Regions from separate parts of the Homo sapiens genome. Here region 2 is linked to region 1. A link is a contact called in ENCODE Hi-C data. All regions are on one chromosome and are shown on one strand. The core of a region is the stretch at or near the end of the contact, and the rest is flanking DNA. Distances in the headings are between cores, read along the strand shown. Region 1 holds the start of SLC16A14 (solute carrier family 16 member 14). Region 2 overlaps SP100 (SP100 nuclear antigen).

Evidence for each region. A loop is a pair of places that touch in the nucleus more often than their neighbours do. Pooled maps may share reads with other maps.
Region 2: a loop to region 1 is called in a pooled map, with 4 times the contacts of the local background. The contact joins the enhancer-like site here to the promoter of SLC16A14 in region 1. A Hi-C loop is called at or near these places in 1 of 37 single-sample maps with no recorded cell type and 2 of 50 pooled maps.

The regions. Positions count from the first base shown.
Region 1 is chr2:230,066,194-230,072,332 of GRCh38, reverse strand. It overlaps SLC16A14 (solute carrier family 16 member 14), which reads left to right and starts at 3,409. Exons shown (of 5, transcript NM_152527.5): 1 at 3,409-3,778. LOC107985995 (a long non-coding RNA gene) reads right to left here and starts at 5,594. Exons shown (of 6, transcript XR_001739918.2): 1 at 5,556-5,594. RefSeq lists enhancers at 3,346-3,405, 3,416-3,535, 3,931-4,701 and silencers at 3,766-4,035, 4,306-4,555.
Region 2 is chr2:230,534,210-230,540,348 of GRCh38, reverse strand. It overlaps SP100 (SP100 nuclear antigen), which reads right to left. Exons shown (of 29, transcript NM_001080391.2): 25 at 967-1,082. Among named protein-coding and RNA genes, the nearest start is that of SP100, 120 kb to the right of the region's middle. Within about 2 kb of position 2,713, at least 2 of the 41 ENCODE cell types and tissues checked have a DNase peak (open chromatin) inside an H3K27ac peak, as active enhancers do.

The DNA.
Region 1 (6,139 bases), core at 2,160-4,659:
TTTCTCTAACCCCTTCAATGTTCTGTGCTAGCAACTTTCTCAAAAGCTAATTCTATCCCACTCTGTGCCTATTCTACACCATTAAACCACCAAAATTAAGGCAAAGATTGTCCAAATTCTCAGTTTCACCCCAACTCCAAGGTGGGATTATGAAATCAATTGAGTACATGATTAGAACTAAGAGAGGAGGCTTTTACAGGCAGCATGTGAATTAGTTTACATTCTTAAGATGTAAGGTTGTTAGCTAATGCAATTCAATTAAAGGTAAGATTGCTATTGAGAGAAAATATATAATTTGCCTAAAAATCAAGGGAGAATGTCAGGTTTCTCTACTTCAGATACATGAAAAGAGTTTAGCGCTTATATTTTACATTCTAATTGAAGATGGATTTTTTTTTTTTTTGAGACAGAGTGTCGCTGTGTCACCCAGGCTGGAGTGCAATGGCGCTATCTTGTCTCACTTCAACCTCCGTCTCCTGGGTTCAAGCAATTCTCCTGCCTCAACCTCCTGAGTAGCTGGGATTACAGGCACCCACCACTACGCCCTGCTAATTTTTGTATTTTTAGTAGAAATGGGTTTTCACCGTGTTGGCCAGGCTGGTCTCAAGCTCCCGACCTCAGGCGATCCGCCCACCTCGGACTCCCAAAGTGCTGGGATTACAGGCATGAGCCACTGCGCCTGGCCTGATAGTGGATTTCTATTTATTTAACCCAGACATACCAACTTATGGGTCACAGTCCTCTTTGCTTTGGGCCTGTCCTCAATCCACCTGTGTCACTGAGAGACCAACAGACAGGTAAGAGCAGTGAAACTTATGAAGACAAAATAATTGATCAGAAAAGCCTTCATGGTCCAGAGTAGAAGCTTCTCAGAGAGCCAATTAAAGACTGCCTGGGTGTGTGGAGGTGGGACAAGGATTACAAAGCAGCACAAGGAAAATTTTGGAGTCATTTGATTGAGGTGGTAGTTCCATAGACGTGCTGTAACTCATCGAATTGTACACTAAATATGCATAGTTCATACGAGATCCATCCTACCTCCATATGCTGAAACTCATCAAATTGGACACTAAATATGCACAGTTCATATGAGATCCATCATACCTCCATAAGTGGGCAAGTTTTCAGAGAAAAAAAAAACAGACTTAAAAATCTTACAGACTTCTTTTCCAACAAAATGGATCATCGGCAATTGAAGTGCTTGTCAGGAACCCTAATCTTGCTGTCAAAAGCCTGCTTGAAATGAGTGGATATGAGAGGCACCGCCCAAGGGAACACTAACCATCCAGTTGCCCGTGTTCTTATCAGCAAAAGTAAGATATGTAAACCACTGAAGCCTAGCACCTCATCAAAATGCCCTCACTTGGCCACAATTTCTCACAATTTTCTCAAAATTTTTTTTTCTTTTTTTTTTTTGAGACAGAGTCTCACTCTGTTGCCTAGGCTGGAATGCAGAGGCACGATCTCAGCTCAAGGTTCAAGCGATTCTCGCCTCCCAGATTCAAGCAATATCGTGCCTCAGCCTCCCAAGCAGCTGGAATTACAGGCAGGCGCCACCACACCCAGCTAATTTTTGTGTTTTTAGTAGAGACGGGGTTTCACCATGTTGGCCAAGCTGGTCTTGAACTCCTAGCCTCAAGTGATCCACCCGCCTTGGCCTTCCAAAGTGCTGGGATTACAGGCGTGAGCCACTGTGCCCAGCCTCAATAATTTTTAAATCAAGAGTTGATATAAGATTAGCTGGGCATGGTGGCACGCTCCTATAACCCCAGCTACTTGGGATGCTGAGGCAGGAGAATTGCTTGAACCTGGGAAGCAGATGTTGTAGTGAGCCAAGATTGCCACTGCACTCTAGCCTGGGTGACAGAGTGAGATTCCATCTCAAAAAAAAAAAAAAAAAAAAAGAGAGACAGAATTGATATAAGAAATAGCAATATAGGCCGGGTGCAGCGGCTCATGCCTGTAATCCCAGCACTTTGGGAGGGTGAGGCAGCCAGATCACTTGAGTCCAAAAGGTCAAGACCAGTCTGGGCAATATAATGAGACTCCGTCTCTATAAAAAGTCAAAAAAATTAGCCAGGCATGGTGGCGTGTGCCTGTAGTCCCAGCTACTCAGGAGGCTGAGGTGGGAGGATCACCTGAGCCCAGGAGGTTGAGGCTGCAATGAGCTGTGATCATGCTACTGCACTCCAGCTTGGGTGACCGAGGAAGGCAATGTGAAATACATGTGAATTTTTTTTCAAAGAAACGAAAAAGAAGGAAGAAAAGAAAAAGGAAAAGAAGAAAGAAGGAAATCTGTGGTAGGCAGAATAATGGTCTCCCAAAGATGTCCACATCCTAATCCCTGGAACATGTGAATTTGTTACCTTACATGGCAAGAGGGGAATTAAGGTTGCAGATGGAATTAAGGTTGCTAATCAGCTGACCTTAAAATAGAGAGATTATCTGGATTATCTCATTGGACTCAATGTAATCCCCAGGGTCCTTAAAAGTGGACAGGGGTGGGGGCAGAAAAGGGGAGACAAGGCAATGTGAGTATGGAAAGAAGACAAAATGACGCAGCAGTGCTGGCTTTGAAGATGGAGGAAGAGCCACCAGCCAAGGAATGTGGGCGGCCTGCAGAAGCTGGTGGCTCTCCCCTACAGCCACGAGAAGGAACACAGCCTTCAAGGTGGCCAACACCATGATCTCAGCCTAGTATGACCCATTTCAAACTTCCGACCTCCAGAACTGTAAAATAGTGAATTTGTGTGGTTTTCCTCTGCTATTACTGTGGCAGTTTATCACAACAGCAGCAGAGAATTACTGCAAAACCTTCAGGCGGGAAAAAACAGCACAGGCTTCATCGACTCACACATTCACTTCAATAATACAGAAAACTGTCCAAGGCAAAGCACTATGTTGTGTGCCCTGCTGGGAATGAGGTAGGGAGGTATTGAGATGAAAGTTGTGCCTGGTGCCCACGAAGGTAGGTAATGGACGTGCAGAAAGAGCAGGGAGAGGTGGGACCCAGGGTGGAAACAAGAATGAGGGACTGGCCGGTCACGGTGGCTCAGCTTGTGATCCCAGCACTTTGGAGGCCAAGGCCAGAGGATTCCTTGAGTCCAAGTGTTCGAGACCAGCCTGGCAATATAGTGAAACCCGTGTCTCTAAAAGAGAGAGAATAAGGGACTTTGAGTCCTCTTTGGCCAAAAATATTTCAGTGAGGGTCTGTTTCATCCCTTCTCTCCCATCTCAGAGAAATGGAGGCTACTGCTAGTCTCACTTGCATCCTGGATTAGATTTCAGGACCTTTCCGCCAGTGATAAATGTGCAGCGCCTTAGCGGAACCTCAGCCAAAGCTATAAACTTCAACCGGCCACAAGAGTGTGCATGTGAGGTGACTGCATTTTTTTTCCCTGCCAAACCAGAATTAGCCGGTATAGGAATGAACGAGCATGAAGATTTGAAATTGCTCCGATTGGAAGGAAGCCCAGGTTAGGTTTGGGCACCTCCAAACGCACCCGTTTTAAAGCCACCTGGACTGAGGCGTCGAGCTTTCAGCTCCACCAAACGCTCACCTGGCCTGGCAGCGAGCGGCGGAAGAGCCCGGGAGCCCCTCACAGAGCGCACCGAGCCGGGCGGAGAGCTGAGCCGCAGGCACCCGCGTCTCCAGGATGATAGGCGACATTGCAACAAATCTCTACACCCAGCAGCTCAGGGGGCTCCAAGCAGAGCAGCAAGTTCGAGGATCCGGGCGTGGAGCCGAGTGAGGCCGCAGCCCAGCGGGCCTCGGGCGGTGAGTATCCGAGGCCGCGCGCGCCGCGGGCCTGGGGAATGGAGCGACGCCGGGGGCATCGGAGCCTAGGTTTCAGATGGCCGCTGCACCCCCAGGGACCCCCGGGAAGGGGCAGCCCCAGCCCAAGGCAGGCTCGGGAAAGGCTGCCCGGGCGGTGGAGGGCGAGACTGTGCCGGGGCAGGTGGTAGTGCCAAGGCCGCCGCGGGGGCTTGGGAGCTGCGGGCGGGCAGGGTAACCGGCGGTTCAGGGCAGACCGCCAGGCGGAGCTTGGGGACGCGCGCCTTGCTGCTCAAGCTGGCCGGGGCCCCGCGAGCGTCATCCTGGGCACCCCCGTCCGGCTGGAGAAGCGCGTTCTGCCCGGAGCCCAGCCTCGCTGCCCGGCTGCTCTCTAGGCCCGTTTGGGACTCGAACTGGACAGTGATGAGGCGCAGAGCGGGGGACCCGGGGCTGCGCCTAGGGACTTCGCGGGGTGCGGATGCCTCTCTGCACAGGCTGTGGTGCTGCAGCCGGCCCAGCTTCCCCGGTGGGCTGCTGGCTTCCGAACGCGCCGAGGGATGCGGGGTGCCCGAAGTGGGGATGTGGTCTCGGGGTGCCAAGGGAGCGGGAGCACCGAGCGCGGGTGGGGGCGGGCGCTCGAAGGGTGGGGCGCGAGGCCGGACCCCGCGGGCACGATCCCGCACCCAGGGCGCGCAGAGGCTGGGCCCCCTTAGCGCTTCCGATTGAGGCTCCTCAAGAGAGGCTGAAATGGGGTGAGAGACCGGGGACGGCCATTTCGGGGCTAAACGCTGCCAAGGCCATGACGATGTTTTAGGAGCTGAACTCTGCTTTCCAATTAAGCCATTTTCTTTCTGAGGAAAAGTTGATTCGGGCTCATTAACAAGGATGACTGAGGGCCATTATTGGGGCTTAGAGAGATTCTCCTTTGCCTTGTCTGGCTTCTTTGTTTGCATGTGCGTGCGTGTGCGGCTGTGTGTGTGTGTGTGAGAGAGAGAGAGAGAGAGAGAGAGAGAGAGAGAGAGAAGAGAGGGGAGAGAGGCAGTGTTGGGGGTGGGAGGAGGTAAAACAGGCTTGGGATCCTGCAGGCCTGGGTTCCGATTTGGTTTCCACAGCCTGCTAGTTTAACCTTTCTAAGCTTCATTGCTCCCATTTGATGGCTCAGATTCTTCCTCTGTAAAATGCGGACATTCATGCCAATTGGACTGGAGGAGAAGCCACCAAGCACAGTCCCTGACCCAGAGCGAAGCATGTATGTGTTGAGTCCTCCTAATTCGGTGTGAATTTTTCGGTTCTGTTTTTCTCCTATGCTGTCTGCACCAGCTCAGCTCAGCTCCGCTCCCCAGCCTTCTCCGCGGCAGCCTCTTCAGCCTGCTGGCCGCAAGTGCGCCCTCTAAAGGCCCCAAATGCCCTGTACACACCAGGTGAAGAGCGCGGAAGCGCCTGCAGAGCAGAATTAAAGGTGAAGCCCGCACTCACCTGCGTGGGATGCAGAGCCGCTACCACCACGCTCTGCGTAGCTTTGGGGAAGACTGTAATTTCAATTTTAGCTTCGTGCTTCCCGCTTTCCTTATGTGTAATGAGCTCACCACATGCAATGTAATAACAATAGCCAAATTAAAAATGAATGACTTGGCCCAGCGCGGTGGCTCATGCCTGTAATCCCAGCATTTTGGGAGGCCGAGGCGGGTGGATCATCTGAGGTCAGAGTTTCGAGACCAGCCTGGCTAACATGGCGAAACCCCTTCTCTACTAAAGATACTAAAGATGCAGTGGCACACACCTGTAGTCCCAGCTACTCGGGAGGCTGAGGCAGGAGAATCGCTTGAACTCGGGAGGCGGAAGTTGCAGTGAGCCGAGATCTCACCAGTGCACTCCAGCCTGGGCGACAAAGCCATACTCTGTCAAAAAAAAAAAAAAAATGACTTGCTTGTAAAACTTTCTACGCTGCTGTAGAAAATTTAATTTTGTTCTAATATCTGAAACACCCTAGAAGGATCTGTTATTTTCATTTCTGCCTATTATCACGTAAATATGTAGCTGACCCAGTTTCATAGCCTATATATGTTACCCCCCATTTACAATTTCTTTTTCATCGTCTATGAACTCATTTGGGGAGAATGGAAGGCTGACTATTGCTCCCGTAATCTTCCCATTTTCTTATTTCACCCTCTTCATAACGAAGCCCTAATATTTTTTGTCAAGCTTCCAATAGCAAGCTTGCTTAGAGTGGGTTACCTTTTACTTTTTTTTTTTCTTGAGGTAGTCTCGTTCTATCATCCAGGCTAGAGTGCAGTGGCACCATCTCAGCTCACTGCAACCTCCATCTCCCAGGTTCAAGCAATTCTGCTGCCTCAGCCTCCTGCA
Region 2 (6,139 bases), core at 1,464-3,963, 470 kb before region 1:
ATATCTTTCATTTGTTCCTAGATTCATTCTCCAACCTTCTCTACTAGGCTGTCTGTGCTAGGAGGCTTTTGATAATCAGGCAAGCACAATGACCCATCCTAGTGATGCCAGCATCCCCTTGGCCATGTAGTGCTTGCTCAAGGAGCCTGTTACAAAGTGCTCCTTTGAGAGCACTTTGCATCTCTGGTGCAGAGATAGGGGCTATACAAGGGCTCAACCAAAAAGCTGGTTTTTCTTCTGCCTCTGCAGATTGGCCAACTGGTCAAAAGCAGAGGTTTATGCTGATCCCCTGAGATGACACCCTGGGAGCAGGTGGGTCACATTAGCCTCCTCCATTATGGAAGGGCAATGCTCTGCCCTCATAGAGTCAGACACATTCCCGGTAGAGATCATCCTCTCAGCCTTAACAATTCTGTCCACACACCACTCACAGAGCACCTTATCAATCTCCGTGGTATCCTGCACACCATCACCTCTGTCCAAAGGCACATTTTTTAGCAAAGGAAGTGAGCAGGGGACTCACACTTGCAGAATTCACAGGTCTCAACATGTGACCTGTGACCCAGGGTCAGTTGGCTTGATAGACTGCTGCAGCACTGGCTTTACCAGCTGTGTGATGGTCCCACAGCAGGTGGTGTACTCTTTAAACCAGCAGGCAGTGTATGATGGCATCACCCCATTAGAGAGCATGGGTCTGGGAGCCAAGTAGGGGAGGTAGAAGTTGACACCTCTTACTATTGCACTCAATAACCACTTGAAGAGTTTTTGCTTCCCATTAATCTGCTGCTACCAGCACTGTTCAACAGCTCTGGATAATACTTGTGGATCTTGATGCTAAGGAGCCTGCTCCTTATGCATCAAGAAACACATAACCAGGTACAGAAACTCTGCAGAGTACTCATGAGTGGCAGGAGGAGCTGTACCACAAGAAGGAAGGGCTCAGGGAAGGGGACATGTCTTACTCACTTGTTAGCTTCCACGGATGGGATGTGGCAGTGCTCATGAAAGGATCTTGGACAAGTGTCGCAGCAGAACAGCCGTCCCCATTTGTTGCACACCTCACATATATTTGAGTTTTCCGGCTAGAAGGGGAGATGTAGACATCACCGGGATCAGTGAGACCCTTGGACCCTAGAATATGTGACCTTTTTATGTATCAAGGGCACACTTGTAAATTTCTGTCCTCAAAATATTAAAGATTGCTGAGTGGAGATCTCAGAAGACATTTTGGTCTGCGGCAAAGTTCAGTAGATAGTGGCTGTGTGTCAGGCCAGAAAAGTTTTCTTTATGAAACCAGAGATTCTGACATGATGACTAGTGACAAAAATAGGATGAATTAGAGATTTTTTGAGCAATTTATTAAACAGCTGGGAAAACCTGGCCCAGAAATAGTGTCTTTTCTAGCTGTCTACATCGTATCCTTTAAACTGACTTGCCAAAGGGTGATTTACTGAGAATTTAATATGATGGAATAAACTTCTGAGATATCACTGCAACCCACACTCTTGTCATAGCAAGAATGAGTTGAAGAAAGGGCTTGGGGGAGGAGTTCCTAGATGTCAGTTCTTTTCCTGGAGGGCTCTGGGCCTGCAGCAGTACCTCTGGGATGGAAAAACCGTGGGCAAGATGACCAGGTGGGCACCAGGGAGTACAGGGCTTTTTGCTTTTTGCTCTGGGAACCTGGAGGAAGAGTCCCCATGACTTAGGCATGTAAGGTGTTGTAATTTCTCTTCCTCTACAAAGTCACTATACAAAGAAGAGACTAAAGTCACATAAATAAAAACAATTCTAGGCTGCAAGATATATCTTGCCCATGTGTTCCCTTTCAATGGCAGAATTTGAGTGGCCTATTAGGAGCCATTTCTTGGGCACATCTCCAAGGGGGGTGCCTGAGCTTCCCCTGGAGTGGGGCCTTGTAACTGTTTTTCCTTTTTGTTGTAACAGATGAGACTCATCGATGCTGACCACTATTTTTAGGCTGCTGGGTCAAGGTTTCTGATACATCATCCTATAAAGTACACTGCAAGTGGGCCCCAAGAAAGAATAAATACCACAGGCAAATCCTATGTTTGAAGTTCCATTGTCTAGAAAGCCTGCAAACTTGGTGTATGTCTCTTTAACCTTTTTAGTAAGAATTTTTTTCTTTTGCTTACAAGTGGTTCTCAACTTGCTCTACAGTAGAATCCCCTGGGAGCATTAAAAAACATCTCTGGAGCCCCATTACCAGAGATTTTGATTCAGTTAGTCTGGGTTGGTGTATAGGCATCAGTATGTCTTAAATATTGTCCAGATGGTTCTAATGTGCAGTCAATAGTTGAGAACTCTGGCCTCTAATGCAGTGGTCTCTGGACCAGCAGCAGCAGCACCTGGAACTTGTTAGAAATATACAGCCTTGGGCTCTGCCTCTCACTTGCTGAATCAGAAGCCTAGGGGTAGCTCCTAGCCAGCTGTGGTCTATGAAGCCCTTCAGGTGGTTCTGATGGACCCTACACAATTGTGGCAATTGTGATCGAACTGTATTGCACTACAGTGACTCACAACTTTTCTTGTGCTAGAAAAACACAAAACACCAGAGGAGCTTTGGAAACACCAATTCTCAGGCAGCACCTCAGACCAATAACATCAGAATCTTTGTCAGGCGGTTGCGGGGGATCCCCAGGTGATTGCAACGTGCAGCCAAGGTTGAAAACCCACATTACAAAGTGGTTTCTCCTGAGTAAGGGCTGGGAGGTCATAACTAGAGTCATTAACAGCCTACAAGTTTGTCTAGGAAAGTTTTTGAAAAGGGGTGAGGACTTCCTTGCTGGAAGAGTTGCCTTTTCCTCTTCACAGAGGGCTTGGCTGTGGGCTGTAAGAAATGGCCCTATGGGTCTCCCTTAGTCATCAAACAAGTTATGCAGACCCCAGAGATGAGAGCTGTTTGACTACTGAAGGGTCTCACCTCCAGCAAAGAAACAGAAACAGTGTGGATTGATCTAGATCTTGCTAGGGAAGAGCATTGGCTAAGAAAATAGAGGGCATGGCAACTTCTTTTCTATCCCCTCTCAATTAGTGTCCTGTACCAGTCCAGCTGCATGGCATTTTTGTTTTGAGACAGGGTCTCACTCTGTCACCTCGGCTGGAGTGCAGTGGTGCGATCACAGCTCACTGCAGCCTCAACTTCCTGGACTTAAGTAATCCTACCACCTCAGCCCCTGGAGTAGCTGGGACTACAGGTGTGTCCCACCATGCCTGACTAATTTTTGGTATTTTTTGTGGAGGTGGGGTTTTGCCATGTTGCCCAGGCTGGTCTCAAACTCATGGGTTCAAGTGATCCTCTTGCCTCAGCCTCCCAAAGTGCTAGGATTGCAGGCATGAATCACTGTGCCTAGCTTACATGGCATTCTTACAGCAAAAGGTGCTCCTTGCAGTTGTGCAAAAGGCTGACCCTGCCTAAAATGCTCATCTCATTGCAATGAAAAGAATCAAAATGTGACTTTGTTTAGACAGGGAAGTCACCCATGATTTTGTTATTGAAATACCAGGGGTTCAGTTTAGGTCCTGCTGCTTGCCACGCAGAAAGCCAATCACTGAGACAATGAGTATTGCCAAGCAAGAAGGCTTTAGTCGGGTGCTGCAGCCAAGGGGATGAGAGATCAGTCTGAAATCTGTCTCCCTGACTCACTAAAGTTAGGGGTTTATATAGCAGAAATGTATCTATATTCAGGGAAGCAGGAATTAGGGAGTGGTAAGGAGGAATTGGTTAACAGGAAGGAGATTATTGGTTAGGCAGTCATAAGGGGTGAGGAGTTTGGCATCTCATTGTCCAAATACAGTAATCTGGTGAGTTTCAGTCCCTTGATGTTATGTGGGGGTCTGACGGTTGGTTTCCTGAGAAAGAACTCAGATAAGACAAATGTAACTCTCTCAAGTTTTAAGACTGAGAGGGTCAATTTCTATGTTTATTCAAAATAAACTGTAAAAATCAGATTTATGGGACAATTGGGTTCATTTCAGTGCCCCTTTTCTGTTTATCAATTCCTCAATCATGGGGAACTGGTTGTCAATCTTTCTGGCTGTTTCATGCTGATGAGGAGTGTCGTGGGCAAATCCATACCATGGGTGACCCACATAGCCACCCAAAAATCAAAAGTTAACTGAATACTATAGGTTTCTTCTGAAACACACTCTTTTTCTCTCCAGTCTCCCACTTCCACTAAAGACAAATCACAGCAGGACCAACCTACCTGCCAAATAAGCTTCAGTCCCATATACTTGGCTTATTTGCCCACACAAAGTGCAGCAAGAACCATTGTCCATGTAGGCTATCTTAAACTGGCTTTGCTGGAACCTCTCACAAGGCCATTTCAGTCAAAGCCCTGGGAAAATGACCAGTTCCTCCAACTGTGTCTCATTATAAAAGAAAACATATTCTTTTTTTTTTTTTTTTTTTTTTTTTTTTTGAGATGGAGTCTTGCTCTGTCACCCAGGCTGGAGTGGAGTGGCATGATCTTGGCTCCCTGCAGCCTCCACCTCCCAGGTTCAAGTGATCCTCCTGCCTCAGCCTCCCGAGTAGCTGGGACGACAGGCATGCACCACCACTCCTGGCTAATTTTTGTATTTTTAGTAGAGACGGGGTTTCACCATGTTGGCAGGCTGGACTCAAACCCCTGACCTCAAGTGATCCACCTGCCTTGGCCTCCCAAAGTGCTAGGATTACAGGCATGAGCCAACACACCCAGCAGAAAACAGATTCTTATTAAACATACGCAAACACATTGCCATGAATTAATAATATTCACAAATAGTTTATGAATTCTGGAGAAATTAGGCAGAGAGAGAGAGAAATATGCCTCAAACTTAGTTTACAAGAGTAATGCTCCTCTCAATTGTTAAAGGCAGCAATGTTTCAAACAAAAAAAATCCATAAGAAATTATTTCTGGCCTCCATTTGTTCAGTGTAGGCAACTAACTCCTGCTCTGCTTCATATTAGGTTAGTAAATTTTATGAATGTATCAGTTTTTCAGTTAGTTTCTTGGACGTTTTCTCTCTCTAATCTAATGAAACAACCTCCAAAGTCATCAGAAACCTACATTCAAAAGTCCTTTTCATGAACTCCCCCAAAGAAGCAAACCATGGACTGTAGCTGATTATAAGATACTTTTTTTTTTTTGAGATGGAGTCTCACTCTGTCGCCCAGGCTAGAGTGCAGTGGCACAATCTCGGCTCACTGCAACCTCCACCTCCCAGGTTCAAGGAATTCTCCTGCCTCAGACTCCCGAGTAGCTGGGACTACAGGTGCCTGCCACCATGCCCGGCTAATTTTTTTTATTTTTAGTAGAGACGGGGTTTCACCATCTTGGCCAGGGTGGTCTCGAACTCCTGACCTTGTGATCCACCCGTCTTGGCCTCCCAAAGTGCTGGGATTACAGGCGTGAGCCACCATGCCCGGCTGATTATATGTTACTTTTTGAGAAGAATCAATGCAAAATAACAATAGTGGATGTCAAAACTCTTAAGCAAGCCATAGTTAAAGACACAGTTGATGAGGAAATTTGGTTATTTCTGTGACATATAACAATTCAACATAATAAGCATAATTATTACTGATGGCATATATTAAAACATGCAAGAATCATACAATCCTGGAACACATATTAACAACACATCTATATAAATATAACCCAAAAGAAGTTGACCACCACCTCAGATGTGACAACGCTTTCTGCATAATTCTAATGTAACAAATAAGTCAATAAGTCTAGTATGTCTCTCTTGAACTTCAGGGAACCTAATGTGCAAATAAGTTAGTTTGAGGTCAAAAAGGCCGAATTTAGAACTTGAAATTTTTACTCTTGGAAAGTCTGTCAAATATCAAAGTTTTAAGACATTTGATATTACAAAATAGGATCACAGGTCACTGTAAAGTAGTCATTGATTTAGCTAAGACTTCTCTTTTTTTTGAGACGGAGTCTCGCTCTGTCACCCAGGCTGGAATGCACTGGTGCAATCTCAGCTCACTGCAACCTCCGCCTCCTGGGTTCATGCCATTCTCCTGCCTCAGCCTCCCGAGTAGCTGGGACTACAGGTGCCCACCACCACGCCCGGCTAATTTTTTGTATTTCAGTAGAGATGGAGTTTCACCATGTTAGCCAGGAT